Linked DNA regions of Mus musculus: region 2 is linked to region 1. A link is a loop called in an ENCODE intact Hi-C map of the cell type or tissue named here. Cell type or tissue: heart. All regions are shown on one strand. Each heading gives the region's core, and the rest is flanking DNA. Links, peaks and the distances in the headings are about the cores only.

Evidence for each region. A loop is a pair of places that touch in the nucleus more often than their neighbours do. Peaks named below come from ENCODE experiments on the same cell type or tissue, not always from the same donor. Only the 100,000 strongest peaks of a DNase experiment are listed, where the experiment ranks them.
Region 2: a loop joins it to region 1, with 7 times the contacts of the local background. A loop is called at or near these places in 11 of 42 quality-filtered maps.

The regions. Positions count from the first base shown.
Region 1 is chr6:51,610,502-51,614,900 of GRCm38, reverse strand. No RefSeq gene overlaps it. Among named protein-coding and RNA genes, the nearest start is that of Snx10, 89 kb to the right of the region's middle. In heart, for the core only: a CTCF peak has its summit at 2,471 (motif pointing left); DNase peaks (open chromatin) are centred at 1,970 and 2,330; H3K4me3 peaks cover 1,265 bases; H3K27ac peaks cover 1,336 bases; H3K27me3 peaks cover 431 bases.
Region 2 is chr6:51,721,318-51,725,716 of GRCm38, reverse strand. No RefSeq gene overlaps it. Among named protein-coding and RNA genes, the nearest start is that of Gm38811, 12 kb to the right of the region's middle. In heart, for the core only: a CTCF peak has its summit at 2,441 (motif pointing right); no DNase peak of the experiment used is centred there.

The DNA of each region.
Region 1 (4,399 bases), core at 221-4,220:
CATGATTTTTAGCCTCTTTCATCTTCTTACTCACTTTTGCTTTATCTATCTTGGGTTAGCCATTAAGTTTTCTCAAGATTGAGGTTATTTATTTTGTATTAATTCTCTCTCTAACATAAATCTATTTCCCAAGTGTGTTCTCCCCAAACCATTTCTTCTCTTTAAATATAACCTTCCATAGCTCTTCAGCCTGTGGTTAATCAGACAAAACTCTAGTACATGAACCTCACTGCAAATATTAAGTTTCAATTTTTTAAAAAAAGATTTATTTATTTTATGTATGTGAGTACATTGTCAATCTCTTCAGACACACCAGAAGAGGGCATCGGATCCCATTAAAGATGATTGTGAGCCACCATGCGGATGCTAGGAATTGAACTCTGGACCTCTGGAAGAACAGTCAGTGCTCTTAACTTCTGAGCCATCTCTCCAGCCCCGGAGTTTCAAATTTTATATGTAGGAGAAAAGACTCGACATCAACAGACAGTGCCTGGATACAGGAGGTCAAAGACCCAGGCGCCCTGTACTGGGAGCCACGGGAGGGCTTATCTGGGGCATTTCTGGTTGTGCTTTAGGACCACGAGCACTCCAATCTCAAGATATGGCCATTATCTCCGGATCATTGCCACGATAGACCCAAACAACTCCAGTCTATCGTGTCAATGTGTATTCCGGGAGTCTTTAGTGCACGGATCATTGGTGAGGCGTACCATAAGAGCCCAGTAGGAGCCACGGCCGCATGTGGAACCCAGCACACACTCCGGGACTCCCCCAGGCCAGATCATTTGCAGCGCGCGGTGCCAATGCATACTCCGGGAGCCCTTACTCTGCTGCCTGTGCGTGATGAGGAACAATACACACCAAAAGTACTTACGAAATAGTCACAGCACATACACAGTATTCACTTTTCTAAATGACATGTCAGTGAGTTTAGCGTGGGACAAATAACCCCTAAACGGCACAAAACACTCCTAGAAGCCAACATAGCACACCATGAGACCGTGGCATGACTGCGGGCACGCCTACTGTAAACAAAGGAAAGAACGCATACCCATTAAGCCACGGGCTACGGGCTCAGGCTCCGCTGTGTATTGTCAGGAGGTTCCCCACCCCGACAACCAGTTCTGATGACTGTCCTTTTCCCTGCCCAGTTTCAACCCATCTGCAGAGGAAGAGTGGGTGGTACAATCAGAGCTAGAAAGTTCCTTGGGTCTTGCACCTCCATACCAACACTGCCCAACAGAAATAGAATATCAGTCACAGACATAATTGTAAATGTTGTTCTCAGCCACACAGCTCTAAAGAATAGAAAGCAATATTTGACTATAACACTCTATTTTATTTCACACACTATATCGAGAATATGAGCCTTTCAACATCCAATCAGTACTTTACAACAACGACCGAGAAAGTTCACTCTCTTTCCCTCACACCTTATCTTTGCAGGATTTGGACCACACTGTAGGTCCCAGATGGCCTGATGGGCAGCTGGGAAATGAATACCAGGTGGGTAAGGGGTCATGTCTTCCTTTGCCCATCTAGACAGTGTGCCTGTCTTTCTTCTTCCTTTCCTTATCAAGACTGCTAGTGTTTTCATGGTGGCCTGGGCCGGTAGGTCCGATATGGGTTTTGTAATCATAAACATGCTCATAAATACGTATTCAGAAAGACAAGAGGACAGTCCTTTGGGCCCCACAGCTAAACGCCAGCTTTAGGTCATCTCCTTGCAGCTGAAGCTGAAGGTGATCAAGGATGCCAGCAGAGAGAGAGAGAGAGAGGGGGGGGGGTGCAGAAAGGACTTCAATGTGAAGATGGTTGGTTGTGCATCCCCGGGGTCGCAGGGTCACTAGACCTAGGGGCGGCCTCTGATCTGAGACTAGGAGTCTCATCAGAGACACAAAGGGGAGGGAGGGGTGTGACAACGGAGACAAAGCGGCTGGGAAGAGAGAGATGCGAGCACTGGCGGCGGCGGCGCAGCCCCGGGACTCAAGGGACGGCCGGGGCGGGGGCGGGGGATGGCAGGCGACACGGCAGGCGATTTGAATATCAGGCTCTGCCACACTCGGGGCGCCGCTGACAACTTCATTACCTCCGCATATAAAAATGACTGCCGGGGAATGCAAATGGCTCGCGCGTCTCGACCGCCTGCCCCCGCTCCGCCGCGGGGCTGCGGGCCCGGAGCCGCCACCGCGCCGGGGTAATGAGCGGCCCAAGGCGCCTCCTCCCCGCTGGCTGGCAGAGCCTGGACGGCGTCTAGGGCGTTGCCCAGGCTCCGCCGTGTCTCCCGTGCCTGACGCTCCGCTCTCATGAGAGCAGTGTTCCTAACCTTGAACCCTGATGGCGCGGGTCCTGCCTATGCCCAGGTCACCACCCCGGAGGGCACACGACCTCAGCCTTAAAGAGGGTTCCCATCTATGCAGCTGGGAACGTGGAACTACATGCTGCTCCTCAGCCTTTCAGATCCTGCTGCCACCCGGAGGACACGGAGGCACCTGCAGGACCACCTCCCTAATCCATCCTCCAGATGGGAAACTAAGGCAAACGGAAAAACAGTATTTACTGGCGCCTTTGTCCTTTGGTACGGAAAAACCGAGGTCTCCCTCCTTAGCAAGAAGTCACACCTTGTGACAACTCCCATGGAAGGCCACCATGACAATAATTGAGCGCACCTTCGAGGCTCTCTCTATGTGAAGTGCAAGGCAATGCCACCTGCTTTCCTCGACACACACACAACCTATGGCTGTCCTGGAAACTGCAGCTTTAGCTAAGCCTGGAAAGAAACCCAGGGTAATCCAGCTAGGAAAGCTGTATATTCCCACCACCCTGGAAGTTTACTTTCTGGAGCCCTTCCTGCAGTACAGGACCTACCTACCACTTTACCCTCCCTCTCCCACTGCAACCAGAGATCAACACAAGCAATCTCTGCCTTCAGGGATCAAGTCCTTGCCATGTCCAAGGATTGGTTTTGAAAAGAGTGCGTCACCAGTTCTAACCAACACCATTTGAAGAGACATCAGTAGGAAGAGCCAGGGAAACAGGAACTTCTTGTCCTAAGAAAGTGGAAGAGATTTCCATTACTCAGCTGGGTGTGTGTGTGTGTGTGTGTGTGTGCGTGTGTGTGTTTTGCTTTGACCTAGTAACTACAGAAGAGAACGGTAACAAAGCTGCCCTTTGTTGTGGAGAGGAGACTCCTTGGAGACTTACCAAGTTTTGTGTTCAAAAGCTACATAAGAATAAGGACTACAGCCTGGTGTTGAAGCCACCGAGACTTTAATTCCAGAACTCAGGAGGCAGAGGCAGACAGATCTCTGTGAGTTCAAGGCCAGCCTGGTTTACAAACCAAGTTCCAGGACAGCCAGGGCTGTTATAAAGAGAAACCCTATCTTAGATAGATAGATAGATAGATAGATAGATAGATAGATAGATAGATAGATAGATAGATAGATAGATAAATAGATAGATGATACGGACATACAGACATACATACACAGACAGATGCTACAGAACAAAAGAATAAGAAGGAGAGAGAGGGAGAGCAAGAAAAGAAAGTAAGATTTTTTTTTTACAGTTTCTTTTCTAATTGTGTGACTGTTTTCATTTTTAAAAAGCAAAGCTACACAAAATAGATACTATGTTTTATTAATTTTGGAGTTAAGTGGTATTAATCTCAAATATTTCTCTCTGCCAAGAAAAGAAACAAGAATTCCCCAGCAAGACTTCAAGACCCTCCATGGTCTTGAGCTAACCCAACCTTATTCTTCTACCACTGTGGTACCGGTATTGCTGCACCGGCCTCCCATGACGTTCACTGCACTGTGTTGGATATTCACCTTCTCTGTTGTGCCCTCAGATTCTTCCAGGTCCACCTCAAATCCACCTCTTTCAGAGAGCAGACGTAAGCCACCTCTGTAACTGGAACAGTCAGATGCTGATGCTCACACAGTTTTGTCTCTCTTGTTCCCTTGTTTTAAAGACACCACACACACACACACACACACACACACACACACACAAACCGTTGCTTACAGGTAATCTTGTATGCTACAATGGCATTTCTGTGAATCAGAGAACATTAAATCCAGTGGAGAAACCGAGACCCTAGAGTCTAAAGAACTTTCTGGAAATTATGCTAGTTAATGATGGTGTGAGCCAACTTTCTGACTTCCTTCTTTTCTTGCTGGTCTTTATGTAACATGATGCTTTTGATAGTTAACTTGAAGGTAGAACTCACTCCAACCAGGGATCACTTTAGACTTTTAATTCGAGGTAGTATTGCCCATTCCACACAACTCAGAAGAGTAAGGACCTACTCTGCATCCTGGAGACAAAGAGCATCCTCTAGACTCCAGCCCATCAGACCCCAGAGATCCCACCCTCTGCCCTTTTGTGTCTCACACAT
Region 2 (4,399 bases), core at 260-4,259, 110 kb before region 1:
CTTGATCATTTTGTCTCTTCCCAGCAAGGGAACTATAACTAAGAGAAGGCAGAGAGAGAGAGACTGTGGGCTTGGAATGGACTTTTGAAACCTCAAAGCCCACCCCCACTGACACACTTCCTCCAACAAGGCCAGGCCTCCTAATTCAACTAACCCTTCCAAATAGTGCCACTCCCTGGTGACCAAGCCCTGAAATGTGTAAGTCAATGAGGAGCAACTTTACTCAAATCCCCACAGAGATGCTAACGGAGGCAGCACGAGAGTCATGCCATTCAATTTTCATCTAGACATTTTTCATGTGTTCTTTTGGGGTTTTGTTTGATTGATTGATTGATTGATAATTTGTTCTTGGTCTATCTTGTCTTCACTTCTCCCCCTGACAACCTTCATCTCAAAGGTTTGGCTTCTCTCTTAACCATCGGCTCCACAGCCCATGGGCCTACACAAACATTCCAACGACAACCTGGTCTTCCTCTCTGATGTTGCACTCCCTTCAACCCTCCCCCACATCCCACCCCCCATCCCCCACTCCCACACCCGCATCTTCACATTGATACTGTGCTCTCAAACCCAGCACCAGATCTGAGCTTCAGTAAGGTGAGAACTCAGTTCATTACATCACTCCTCTGGGGGTCTAGCAACAATGTTTAGGTTATCCTAAATGAGGCTAGGAGCTGGGAGAAGCTGCTCCATTTGCCCTGAAGCTCAGAACAATGATACTCATTTAGGAAAGTCTCATGGCAGAGGCCTAAGTAACTATTCTTGACATTGGCATCCCCTCGCCCCTCACTATGGGTCTAACTTTGACATCAAAGCTCTGGATGTGGGATTTTCAGTCTGGAGCTCAAATCATCAGCCCAACAGTTCTCTGGGCCTTGAGATGGAGTTCTCTGATCACTGGTCAGTATTAGGGCTCAGACAGTTTCTGGCATCTCTTTGGGAACTGGGCTCAGGATGCAGTCATACTGTGGTAGTTTCAGCAGAGTTTTACTGAATTTTGAGAGGTATTTCATGAAGGTACCAGGCAGTTGCGATCCGCGGCAGGTTAACAAGACATTGGTCCTGGGTATCAGGGAGGATAGAGAACACATCCAGGAGTGGGCCTATTCTATTTCCTGTAACTATGTGCACATCTATATCTTGAGATGAAAAGTATAATTTCTTTTTTAAGATTTATTTATTTATTTATTTAATGTATATAAGTACACTGTAGCTGTCTTCAGACACACCAGAAGAGGGCATCAGATCCCATGACAGATGGTTGTGAGCCACCATGTGGTTGCTGGGAATTGAACTCAGGACTTCTGAAAGAGCAGAACCATCTCTCCAGCCAGCCCCCCCCCCAAGTATAATCTCTAAAGGGCTCATGGACAAGGGAGGCTGCAGTTCTCAATGGACAGTTTCAGTAGATATTCTAACAGTGTGTTACACAACAGTGTGATTGTATTTTACATGATTTTCAAAGGGTTGGGTGGTATATTTTATGTTACGGGTTTTAAGCATGATTTTTTTTTAGTTAAAGCCTAATTTTAAGGCTTTAAGAACTTCTGTCTAAAATTATAAATGACAGTGTCAAGCATTGACAGGACACGGAGGAAATAGAGCCCTATACAACTCAAATGGAAAATCTTGAAATGCCTCACTCAATTAGAGATATACTTACAATATTAACCAGGAATCTATCCTGCATAAGTGAAAATGTATCCCTCTAAGAAAGACTTAAACTAATTTTTTTGTCAAAATAGTCCCAAACTGGAAATAATCTAAATCTCCATCATTGACAAATGAACAAAAAAAATTAAGATTCATTCAATAGAACAGAGTCCCGAGATAAAATAAAGTTAATACATATACAACGCACATGAACTTCAGAAAACACTATCTAGACATGATCATATATTGTGTGTATTCATTTATTTGCAAATATAACGTGTAATTCTTGTCCATATTTAAGGAATGAGGATCCATGGTTGTGTAGACACCATAGGAAAACAATGGTAGGGACTGACTGCAAAGAAAGTCAAGGGGACTTTGGGGGTGATAAAATGTTCTGTATTTTTATGGTGGTAGTGGTTTCTCAGACACATACACATTTGTGTGTGTGTGTGTGTGTGTGTGTGTGTGTGTGTGTGCATGCGTGTGTGTGTGTGCATGCGTGTGTGTGTGTGTGTATGTATGTGTGTGTGTATGTGTATGTGTGTATATGTGAGTGTGTATGTGTGTGTACATTTGTGTGTGTATGTGAGTATATGTATGTGTTTCATTTCATGAAGGATAGCTCAGTAAAAAGTGACTGAGCAAAGAGAGGGCTCCCAGAGTCATTAGCAGATAAAAGCTAAAACCTATTTATGGTTTTCTCATCTCCCATAGCTTCTCTTCTCATTCCTGAAAGCATTTTCCTCTTCAGGCTCCCTGAGCCGATAGACTCCAGCTCCCATCAGCCAGTAGAGGGAACTCTTTCTCAGGTGGACGTTTCCTCAGCCTGTAAGGTGCCAGGCTAATCTGGAAGCTGTACAGATGTGCTGGGCATGCCTATCAATGGGAAGATGTCTCACTCGACTGTGAAACTGCTGATGCAGAGGAGTGCCAGGTCTAGACGCTGGATGCTGTAGCAGCTGAACTCTGGGGAAACCAGCTAAGAAACCTGCTGAAACAGCAGATGGACCTGGCGATGGACCTTTCTGTGTGGCTCTCTTCCTATTGATAGCCATCCCTAGCACCCCTTGGGAAGTGGTCTGGCTGCTTTCATGTGTCACAATTTTCTACTGGCACAACATTATACCATCTTGCCAGCATTCTGTGAGCCATGATCATGTCCTTGTCAGCAAGATTGAGTTTCACCCTTAAAGGTTGTTGTGTGCCTTACATATCTGTACTCTCTTATGGTTAGACTTCTGTTTTGTTAGCCAATACCTGCTTACCAAAATCTCTGATACAGTGCGCGGTGTATGGCAAGCTACCCTTGTCCTGATTCAGCTCAGGTTGATATGCCTCCCTGTGTACTGACTCGATTCTTCCTTTCCGTTGACACTTGGTCCCGGCCTCGTCTCCTGGGCTCAGGAGATGCCTGGTGAGCGCTTGGTGAGGGCATGAAGAATGCCCTGGTCTCAGGGATGGTTAAAAGTGGGCCGTGTACCAGGGTGGTGCCAATCAATTCATAAATTTCTAAAGTAGGTGAATGATTGCCACACTTTGAAATCTTTATGTTCCTTCAATCTTTTCTTTTCTTTTTATGTTCTGGCTCCTATTTCACACCTCCTGAAAATGTCACAGAGCACATATTTGGTTTTTAACGAAGAGTAAATGAAGTCTGCCCATTGGGAATCGTTTGTGAGTTTTCCCAACTCTTCCGAGGCAATGAGAAGGGTTCATCTGTGTGGGAAAGACACGAATAAAAAGATTGAGTTCTGCTACTGCTTGGAAATCACTTAGGAGACAGACCCACAAGTGAGAGTCGCCTTTGACCTGATTAAATGAAAGAATCCTAGCGCCGCCATAATGAGGAGACCCTAGATTTGGTGTCTTAGGGACCTTTAGAAATCAGTAGTGCAGGGTGAGCCATATAATCAACTAACACAAGCCTTTATAACCACCATGGCTGTCTCCCCACCCAGCATCCATAACCTGTCACCCCACCTGCCTCGGAAATACTTATAAGTCAGGTTCTCATATTCAAACCTAGCTTTTATGGCCTAACCTTAGAGTCCAAAGAAGGGGACTAAAGGCCAAGTTCCCAGCAATGCTGTTGTCTGTAGGCATCTGAGCATCTTTGAAGGTCTCGGTACGCAAGCCTTCTACAGTCACCTGGGTTGTGTCAGCCGGGCGGGTGAGGTGTTTAATGTGACAGTTCTAAAGCCTGGTTTCCTAAAGCAGATGTGCCATTGCAGGTACTTCAAAAGGTTTAAGAGAGAATGAGAGAGGAAGGGAGGTGACCTTGATTAGAACACATTCTCTGCATGTGCCAAATTCTCAGATAACGTGAAAGAAAAGAAAAGCCACATTCTACTTGCTAGAGGGGGAAGGGTTTAGAAAACCTCGGAAGTCTCCAAATGAACCCCATGGGCAATCTTTACTTCCCTGTGTTAAAACTCAATATATGCTTTATGGTACTTCAAGGAGGCATGAAGCAGGAGCAGAAATGTCTAAGAGGAAAATGAATGACAGAGTATGAAATTTTCAAACTGTGAGAATTATCTACATTTATAGGAAAGTGTGTAAGTCAGTTCACATTACCCTGGTATGTACCATACTTTTAATAACCCCAAATACGGGCATAAAAATCCTTATATGTGGGCTGGCTAGACCAATCAGTGGATATAGGTGCTTACAGCCACCAACAATGTGAATGTACTTAATATCAGTGAATTGTGCTCTTGAAATGGGAAAAAATAGACACTTC